2 separate regions of the Homo sapiens genome follow, and region 2 is linked to region 1. A link is an interaction called in ENCODE POLR2A ChIA-PET data of the cell type or tissue named here. Cell type or tissue: GM12878. All regions are shown on one strand. Each heading gives the region's core, and the rest is flanking DNA. Links, peaks and the distances in the headings are about the cores only. Region 1 has its middle 13 kb from the start of DHX8. Region 2 overlaps LINC02594 (long intergenic non-protein coding RNA 2594).

Region 1 (4,394 bases), core at 200-4,199:
GCTGTGTCACACTGGATGAGTCACTTCATGCCACTGAGCCACATTTGTTCATGCATCATATGGTCACTGAGCATCCAAACCGCATGGAATGGAGGAAGGAGTTTACTGAGCATCTGCTCTGCCCTGGCACTGTGGCAACTGTTTTTTCATAGTTTTCTTTTCTGTAAAATGTAGTTGATACTATACCTGCTCTTTGTCCCTCCAGGATTGCCATAAGACTCAAAACAAGACAACATGGGAAAGTATATTGGGAGCAGCAAAGAATATAACCATGTAGAGGCCTGTTACCTTTGCCTTAATTCAGATTTTCCACATTCTCTTACTCTTTCAAGTATGTACAAGCTTGCCTGGGTGTGGCTTTGTGCGGCTGATTATTCACCATACCCCATCTAAGTTCGGTGTAGACACACAGCTGGGAGTGTAGTATTTCCTTCTGAACCCATGCCCCTAGATGCATGTGTCATCTTGAAATGTACAACACCAGTGAGGACACCAGCTTCCCACATTCTGTAGAAGATTGAGGCTAAAGTGGGTATGAGTCACGTGAAGTTGAAGGGCTGGGTTTGGTACCTTTGTGCTGTTGATTCCCATGTTGTCAGGGATAAGATCTGAGTGATTAGATGAAACTTGGTCTCCTGCAGCGAAAACAGCATGGGCTCAGGAGTCAGACTTACCCATCCAGGCCTCTTTGCTCTGCCAGTTACTAGTTATATAAAGATGGCTTGACTCAGCTTGGGCAAAAAGGAGAATGTAGTGGTAGGATCGTAGGGCATCTAGAATAAGGGATAACTGGAATGAGGACTAAAATGTCTCCAGGATACTTTCTCCTGGTTTTGTTTGTTCCCCTCCCCACATGTTGGCTTTATTCTTTCAGTCCAGCTTTTTCCCCAGAGAGGGGATCATGGCTTTTGGTATCTCTCGTATCTCATGGATCTAGCTTCACTATCAAAGAAGGCCTGGTTTCTTCCCTCAATTCCAGTTTCAAAAATCCTGGGACTGAGTGTGGTGGTTTTTCCTTGTGATTCCAGTGCTTTGGGAGACCGAGGTGGGAGGGTTGCTTGAGCCCAGGAGTCCAAGGCTGCAGTGAGCTGTGATCATGCCGCTGCACTCCAGCCTGGGTGACACAGTGAGTCCCTGTCTCAAAAACAAAACAAAACATAGGCCGGGCACGGTGGCTCACGCCTGCAATCCCAGCACTTTGGGAGGCCAAGGTGGGCAGATCACGAGGTCAGGAGATCGAGACCATCCTGGCTAACACAGTGAAACCCTGTCTCTACTAAAAATACAAAAAATTAACAGGGCGTGGTGGCAGGCGCCTGTAGTCCCAGCTACTCGGGAGGCTGAGGCAAGAGAATGGTGTGGACCCAGGAGGCGGAGCTTGCAGTGAGCTGAGATCGTGCCACTGCACTCCAGCCTGGGCGACAGAGCGAGACTCCATCTCAAAAACAACAACAACAACAAAACAAAAACAACAAAAAAAAGCAAAAACAAAAACAAAAACAAATCAAACTTATCTGAATAATATTATTACAGAACTGAAAAAAAAAAAACCCAAAAATACTACTGTAAGTATATAAGAACATAATTGAATGTGAAATTGTTCTGTTTTATGTAAATTATGTTTAAAGCTAATAAAGGGGAAATGTAGAAAATTATAAAGAATTTAAGAAATAAGGCCGGGCACAGTGGCTCACGCCTGTAATCCCAGCACTTTGGGAGGCCGAGGCGGGCGGATCACGAGGTCAGGAGATCAAGACCATCCTGGCTAACATGGTGAAACCCCATCTCTACTAAAAAAAATACAAAAACTTAGCTGGGCATGGTGGCAGGTGTCTGTAGTCCCAGCTACTTGGGAGGCTGAGGCAGGAGAATGGCGTGAACCCGGGAGGTGGAGATTGCAGTGAGCCGAGATTGGCCACTGCACTCCAGCCTGGGCGACAGAGCAAGACTTTGTCTCAAAAAAAAAAAAAAAAAGAGATAAATCAGGAATTTCAAGCTATCATAAACCAATACATTAAAATAGATATCATTATGTATGCAATTTATAATATATAAGAATATGTGCAATTAATCATTTTCTTTTATATTTATGGAAATAGCTGAATGACATCCAAAGAGCATATTTCTCTATGTTCCGGAGGAAGAAAGTTATCATAAGCAGAAATTATAATAGCTTTGAGCACTGTCTCTTAAGTGGCCAAGGTAACAGTTTCTTGATCACAAACCCAGCTGGCATTTACAGGTACTGTGAAAGACTAGATCAGGCCTTGGCAACTGAGGGCAATATGGCTCTTAGAAAGAACTGAAGGATATAGTTCAAGGCTTAAACCAGCTCTGCTCAAATTTGCCTCTCAAAAGCAACCAAAATTGAGGCCCCATCATTTGAGGTCTGGCCAAATGGCCTTGCTGCCTGTCTCTCCACCTCCCTGTATCTTCTTGTAGTTCCTATCTACTTTTAGGGTCGTGGTAATAATGGTCAAAGTATCTAGTCACATGCCTAAGTAGGTACTCAAAAAATACTGCTTTACTTTCTTTCTCCAATGGCTCCACACATCTTTTAAAAAAAAATCATGAGCACACAAACAAGGTTGGCTATAGACATTTCATTGTAAGAGCCAGCTACGTGGCTCAAATATTGGCTGTGTTACCCTCTGATTTGTTTAAAATTCACCCAGGGATCCCACAATTATTCTCAATTTGATCTGAGCAAGCACAATTGGAAATATATCTTAGTATTCTAAATGCCTTCCTGGCCCATAAGGAATCAGGCAGGCTACAGCATGTTTGGATAAAGATTCACATCTAACCCATGAACATATATAAAATGCTTATATCAGTTATCTTGTGTTACACAGACACAGCGACAAAATTATAGTGTATGGTATGCCAAAGGCTCAAAATAGCAGGATGGTTATTTAAATTGTAGTTTAGAATTCCTCAAATCACTACCTTTTCCTAAGAAGTCCATATCCTTATGACATTGTAAGCCCAATAAAGAAAGGAGGAAATATAGTGTCTATCATCTGAATGTGCAGACTCCATCATATGGCAGAACATTTGTAACTAGCCACGTGGCTTGGGGCAAACCACTTTATTTCTTCAATCTGAAAAACACTTGCTTTGCATACCTACCTCATACAAGGCTTTGAGATGGACTTCTGAGGGATGACTCAGACATGCCTTTAAAGAGAAGGGCCTACTGGGTATGGACTTTCAGTAGAGTTAAGTACAGAATCTGCAATAGTTCTAGAAGCAGAATGGGATATTCAGGAATGGGGATAAGCAAGTGGTCTGATTTGGTTGAAGGATATGGGGCATGCAGAGAGTGCAGGGGACTAAGGTTGTTGGGGGGCTATTTATTGGATGTAGAGGTCATAAGAGGGGAGGTATCACAGATTTGGAGCCTAGGTGACTTGGAAAATGGGTTGCCCTTTTTTAATTTAATTTTTTTTTTTTTTTTTGAGATGGAGTCTCGCTCTGTCGCGCAGGCTGGAGTGCAGTGACGCCATCTCGGTTCACTGCAACCTCCTCCTCCCGGATTCAAGTGATTCTCCTGCCTCAGCCTCCAGAGTAGCTGGGATTACAGGGACCCACCACCACACCTGGCTAATTTTTGTATTTTTAGTAAAGACGGGGTTTCACCATGTTGGCCAGATTGGTCTTGAACTCCTGATCTCAGGTGGTCCGCCCACCTCAGCCTTCCAAAGTGCTGAGATTACAGGCATGAGCCACCGCACCCAGCCAACTTTGGTTTTAAATGTACGTCCTAGGTTTTAAGATTCTAGTTGGACATTCAGCTGGAGAGTCCAGAAGGTAGCTGAAATGTGGGATTGGATCTTGGGAGTGTTTCGGTGGACATATAGATCTGAGAGCTGCTGAAAGTGAAAGTTGAACCTGATTGGGTCTACTTACTAGGATGTAGGTTCAGGTAATGCAGTCATGATACCCTATTAATGGTAGGCTTAAACCAGACAGAGGGTTTTTTTTTCTCTCTCTCTTTTTTTTTCTTCTTTTTTTTTTTTTTTGAGACGAAGTCTCACTCTGTCGCCCAGGCTGGAGTGCAGTGGCGCGATCTCTGCTCACTGCAACCTCTGCCTCCTGGGTTCAAGCAATTCTCTGCCTCAGCCTCCCGAGTAGCTGGGATTACAGGTGCTCACCACCACATCTGGCTAATTTTTGTGTTTTTAGTAGAGACGGGGTTTCACCATCTTGGCCAGGATGGTCTTGAACTCCTGACCTCGTGATCCACCCGCCTTGGGCTCCCAACGTGCTGGGATTACAGGTATGAGCCACCGCGCCTGGCCTTTTTTTTCTTTTTCACATAATTCAAGAGTAAGCAGTCTAGGGTTGGTGTGGTGGCTCTGGGACGTCAGCGACTCAGGTTTCTCCTATCT
Region 2 (4,394 bases), core at 117-4,116, 230 kb after region 1:
GGCATACAGTAAGGGTGCAATAGACATTTGTTAAATAAATATACAGACTAACCAATTAGCATAATACAGATGACAAAGGTGTCTCTCTTCTGCCAGCTTCTGTGCCTGAAATGTTGATGATCTCCTCCCTATCTTCCTAACATCTCTCCTGTCCCCACCTGTCCATGCCCAGGGTTTGGCTGCTGTGACAGAAGTGTGAGAGCCTCCTGTCTCCCTTGGGATCCCAGTAAGAGCTTCCATGCCTCTCTCCCTGCTCACCTGGGCTCCCATCCCTGGGGACCTTCTGGAAACAGCTTCCAGGGCTCCCAGAGCTTACTTAGCCAGATTCTACATCTGGCTCCAGCTGTTATCCTAAGCTTGGCCTTGTTTTCTGATCTGACCACAGCTTCATCACTCCTACCTGACTGTGGGATTCTAGCCCCCAGTGGGGTGGGGGACCAAGGGTGACAATTACCTGGGACCTTGACTATTGAAAGGCTAATCAGGTTTGATTGGGAAAAAAGAGTTGCTAAAAAGGATTGTATTGGATAATTGGTGAGATTTGAACATGGATTTTATATTAGTATTGTGTTATTACATTTTCTGATATTAGTCATTCTTTTTTTTTTTTTTTTTTGACGGAGTTTGCTCTGTCACCAGGCTGGAGTGCAATAGTGTGATCTCGGCTCACTGCAACCTCTGCCACCCGGGTTCAAGCGATTCCCCTGCTTCGGCCTCCTGAGTAGCTGGGACTACAGGCGGGTGCCACCACACCCAGCTTGTTTTTGTACTTTTAGTAGAGACAGGGTTTCAACATGTTGGCCAGGATGGTCTCGATCTCTTGACCTCGTGATCTGCCCGCCTCAGCCTCCCAAAGTGCTGGGATTACAGGCATGAGTCACCGCTCCCGGCCGTTAGTCATTCTTATAGGTATGTAAGAAAATGTCCTTGAGGTATTTAGCAGGGAAGTTCATGATCTCTGCAGCTTACTCACAAATGGTTAAACAGAATGAGACTAAGAACAGACTAGTAAGAAAAGACTGAAGAATATAATTATTAGGCCAGGTGCAGTGACTCACACCTGTAAATCCCAACATTTTGGGAAGCTGAGATAGGAGGATCACTTGAGGCCAGGAGTTTGAGACCAGCCTGGGCAACATAGTGAGACCCCATCTCTACAAAAAAAAAAAAAAGTAAAAATTACGTGGGCACGGTGGTATACGCCTGTACTTCCAGCTTCTTGGGAGGCTGAAGTGGGATGATCAGAGGACCTCAGGAGTTTGAGGCTGCAGTGAGCTATGATTGCAGCACTGCACTCCAGCCAGGGAGACAGACTGAGGCCCGGTCTCTAAAAAAAAAGGAATCTATGTGAGTCTATATATTCGTGCAACTTTTCTATAGGATTGAAACTCTTTAAAATAAGCTTAATAATAAAAACAAAAGCTGGTGGGTGAGACCTTTCATGTACTCTCCAGGAGAGTTAAGCCCCCCAACATTCCTGTCCCCTTGTTTACTCTCAAGCACCCCCTCCCCCACCCAAGGACCAGGTCTTTGTTTACTGAGCATCTCAGCGATGAGCTCTCACCCCCTGATTTCATCAATTATAAATGTGCTCGCTACTCACCACACGGCAATTTGTGACGGACTGTGGTTTGTGGTGAGAGTAGCACCATCCAAGTTCACCGCAGCCGCGAGTAGAGATGAGGGTTGGGGCCAGACACAGGGCTGTGGGGGCGGCAAGGGCACGCAGGCAGCCCTGCCACCTTCCTGTTTGTCAGCCAAGTGAGGCTTCCGAGGGCAGCGGGCGAGCGGGTCACTACTCAGGGCCAGCTACTGCGGCCAGGCCAGGCTAGTCAGGTCTGTGCAGCCAGAACTAGAGGCTCCGCCAGGATGTGAGGTCTCCCAGCTCCTGGGAACTGAAGCAAACACTCTGACTACCCCTTCTTGAAGTGCCTTACGGTGTATACATTTGTTTAATCTGCACAACAAACCTAGGAGCAGTTATTGTTACTGTCCTCATTTTGCAGATGAGGAAACTGAGGCAAAGAGAAATTAAGTAACTCCTTCAAAGTCTGGTAAGTGACAGAACCAGATTTTACCCTCTTACTCATTGTCCATATTGCCGAGTAACTTACATTAATAGATACTATGCATGTTTATTTTATTTTTTATTTTTTTTTAGAGATGGGGTCTCATTCTTTTTTTTTTTTTTTTTTGAGACGGAGTCTCGCTCTGTCGCCCAGGCTGGAGTCCAGTGGGGCGTGATCTTGGCTCACTGCAAGCTCCGCCTCCCTGGTTCACTCCATTCTCCTGCCTCAGCCTCCCGAGTAGCTGGGACTACAGGCACCTGCCACCACGCCCGGCTAATTTTTTGTATATTTAGTAGAGTCGGGGTTTCACCGCGTTAGCCAGTATGGTCTCGATCTCCCGAACTCGTGATCCGCCCACCTCGGCCTCCCAAAGTGCTGGGATTACAGGCGTGAGCCACCGCGCCCGGTCCTCATTCTTTCACTCAGACTGGAGTGCCGTCGTGCAATCTCAGCTCACTGCAGCCTCAACTCGGGGCTCAAGCAATCCTGCCACCTCAGCCTCCCGAGTAGCTGGGACCACAGGCAGTGCCACCACACCCAACTAATTTTTGCATTTTTTGTAGAGACCGGCTTTTGCCATGTTGCCCAGGCTGGTCTCGAACTCCTGAGCTCAGACAATCCACTTGCCTCGGCCTCCAAAAGTGCTGGGATTACAGCACCACGCCCAGCCGATACTATGCATGTTTAACTGACACCTAATGATTAGGTAGCAACAATTTCTTGGCTGCCTTATTCACCTTCATGACCCCCAACATTGAAAATGTCTTTTCCCATGTGAAAGCATTTGTGGGCTCCTACTGCCAATCTATAAAGTAGAAATCCTTCTGTGGTACAAAGCCCTCTTTCTTATCTAATTTCCCATTTCCCGTTCCCCCTTCCCCCTTCTGCTAAGAGCTCTTCCCTACCCACATTGTAAGTAGGGCCGGGGAGCTAACTCCACCTTGCGTACTCCAAATCAACCACATGACCCAGGCCTGACCAATCAGGGCTCCAAATCCTCTAGCTATAGTGATTGGTTTAGGGAGGGACATGTGACCCGCCTGAGCCAATGAGGATCTGTTCTGGGACTCCTGTTTGAACTCTTGGGAAAATAAACTCCTTATGTTGGGTGGCTGAGGGGATGAATGTGAGCTGGGAGCTGCAAGCAGGCATCATGCTATTCCCTTCAGCTTTCAAGTAGTGTTTTCACTGCTGTTAACAATTCCAAATCTTAAGTGTTCCTTGCATCTTCCTCTCGCCAAAAATATTACAGTACTGGAGGGCTTACGTGGTGTCTCAAATGTCTGGAGTTTAAATCTGCCTTGCAGCTTCCATGGCCACAGTGAGTGTCTGAGTCCTGGCCGCTTTCTGCTGATCCCGGGGAGAGTTTAGCCTGCCTGCCCTTCCTCCCTGGTTCGTTCTCATGTACTCAGATCCCTGCCTCACTCTTCTCTCACACAGACAACAAAAGAGAGTCAGATTGTGGTCTTAAGTGCACAGGACTCTGAAGTTAGGACCAGAAGACCTTGGTTAGAGTCTAAACCTTGTCAGTTACCAAATATCATTAGGCACATTAGTTAATCTCTCTGAGGCTTATTTCCCCATCAGTAAAGTGGGTACTGCTGAAGATGTAGTCTTTAGAAGTGTTCTCTAGATTGTAAGCCCCGTGCTTCCTGGTTATTGACTAAACAGGGATAAAAATGAGTTTCTCCTCACCTGGGTGTCATTGAGTTTCTGGTCATTGTGAGATGGGTGATGAAGCCAAGGGCATCAAACATCCCAACAAGGCTGTTTTCTGCATCTCCAGGGCTATCCCAGCGTTAATCACATATGGACCTTTAATCAGAGTTTGCAGAATAAGTGAGAATTGTGTCAGAGTATGAATGTAGATATTATCTTGTTTTAGTCATTGTTACTCTAGGGGACCATTCTTACTACAGGAATATTGCACAAAACCCAGAAATGTATTGACTTTCTCCTAACCAAGGCCTAAAGAGCTGGTGTTAGACATAGGCCAAGGCCAGCCAGAGGCCCAAAGCCTGTTTCCCAGGGTAGGACTGCCCTGGCCTCCCCCTCTTTCTCCCCAGGCTCCACCCCAGAGAGCTGAAGACCAGGCTGGGTACGGCACTGCTGAGAAACTGAGGAAAATGCCACTGGCCTCCTCTCTCACTGCAGGCTGCCCACCCGGGAGGGGGAAAGCTTGTCACTAAATCAGGTTCAGTTTTGGTCACTGTCTTGGACTGGATATTCTAGCATCAGAACTGAGATGTTTCTTGTGACTTAAAGTAACTTCAGGACTCTATTCTACCTAGGATTGGGCAGAAAAGTTATGGGCCTGCGGGAGTT

What was found. ChIA-PET counts read pairs that join two places held together with the same protein. Peaks named below come from ENCODE experiments on the same cell type or tissue, not always from the same donor. Only the 100,000 strongest peaks of a DNase experiment are listed, where the experiment ranks them.
Region 2: POLR2A ChIA-PET joins it to region 1 with 7 read pairs; 2 of 35 experiments call an interaction of 5 or more read pairs at or near these places.

The regions. Positions count from the first base shown.
Region 1 is chr17:43,468,850-43,473,243 of GRCh38, forward strand. No RefSeq gene overlaps it. Among named protein-coding and RNA genes, the nearest start is that of DHX8, 13 kb to the right of the region's middle. In GM12878, for the core only: no CTCF peak of the experiment used is centred there; no DNase peak of the experiment used is centred there.
Region 2 is chr17:43,699,780-43,704,173 of GRCh38, forward strand. All of the region lies in intron 3 of LINC02594 (long intergenic non-protein coding RNA 2594), which reads left to right. Among named protein-coding and RNA genes, the nearest start is that of LINC02594, 37 kb to the left of the region's middle. RefSeq lists enhancers at 1,815-1,974, 2,092-2,961. In GM12878, for the core only: no CTCF peak of the experiment used is centred there; a DNase peak (open chromatin) is centred at 1,632.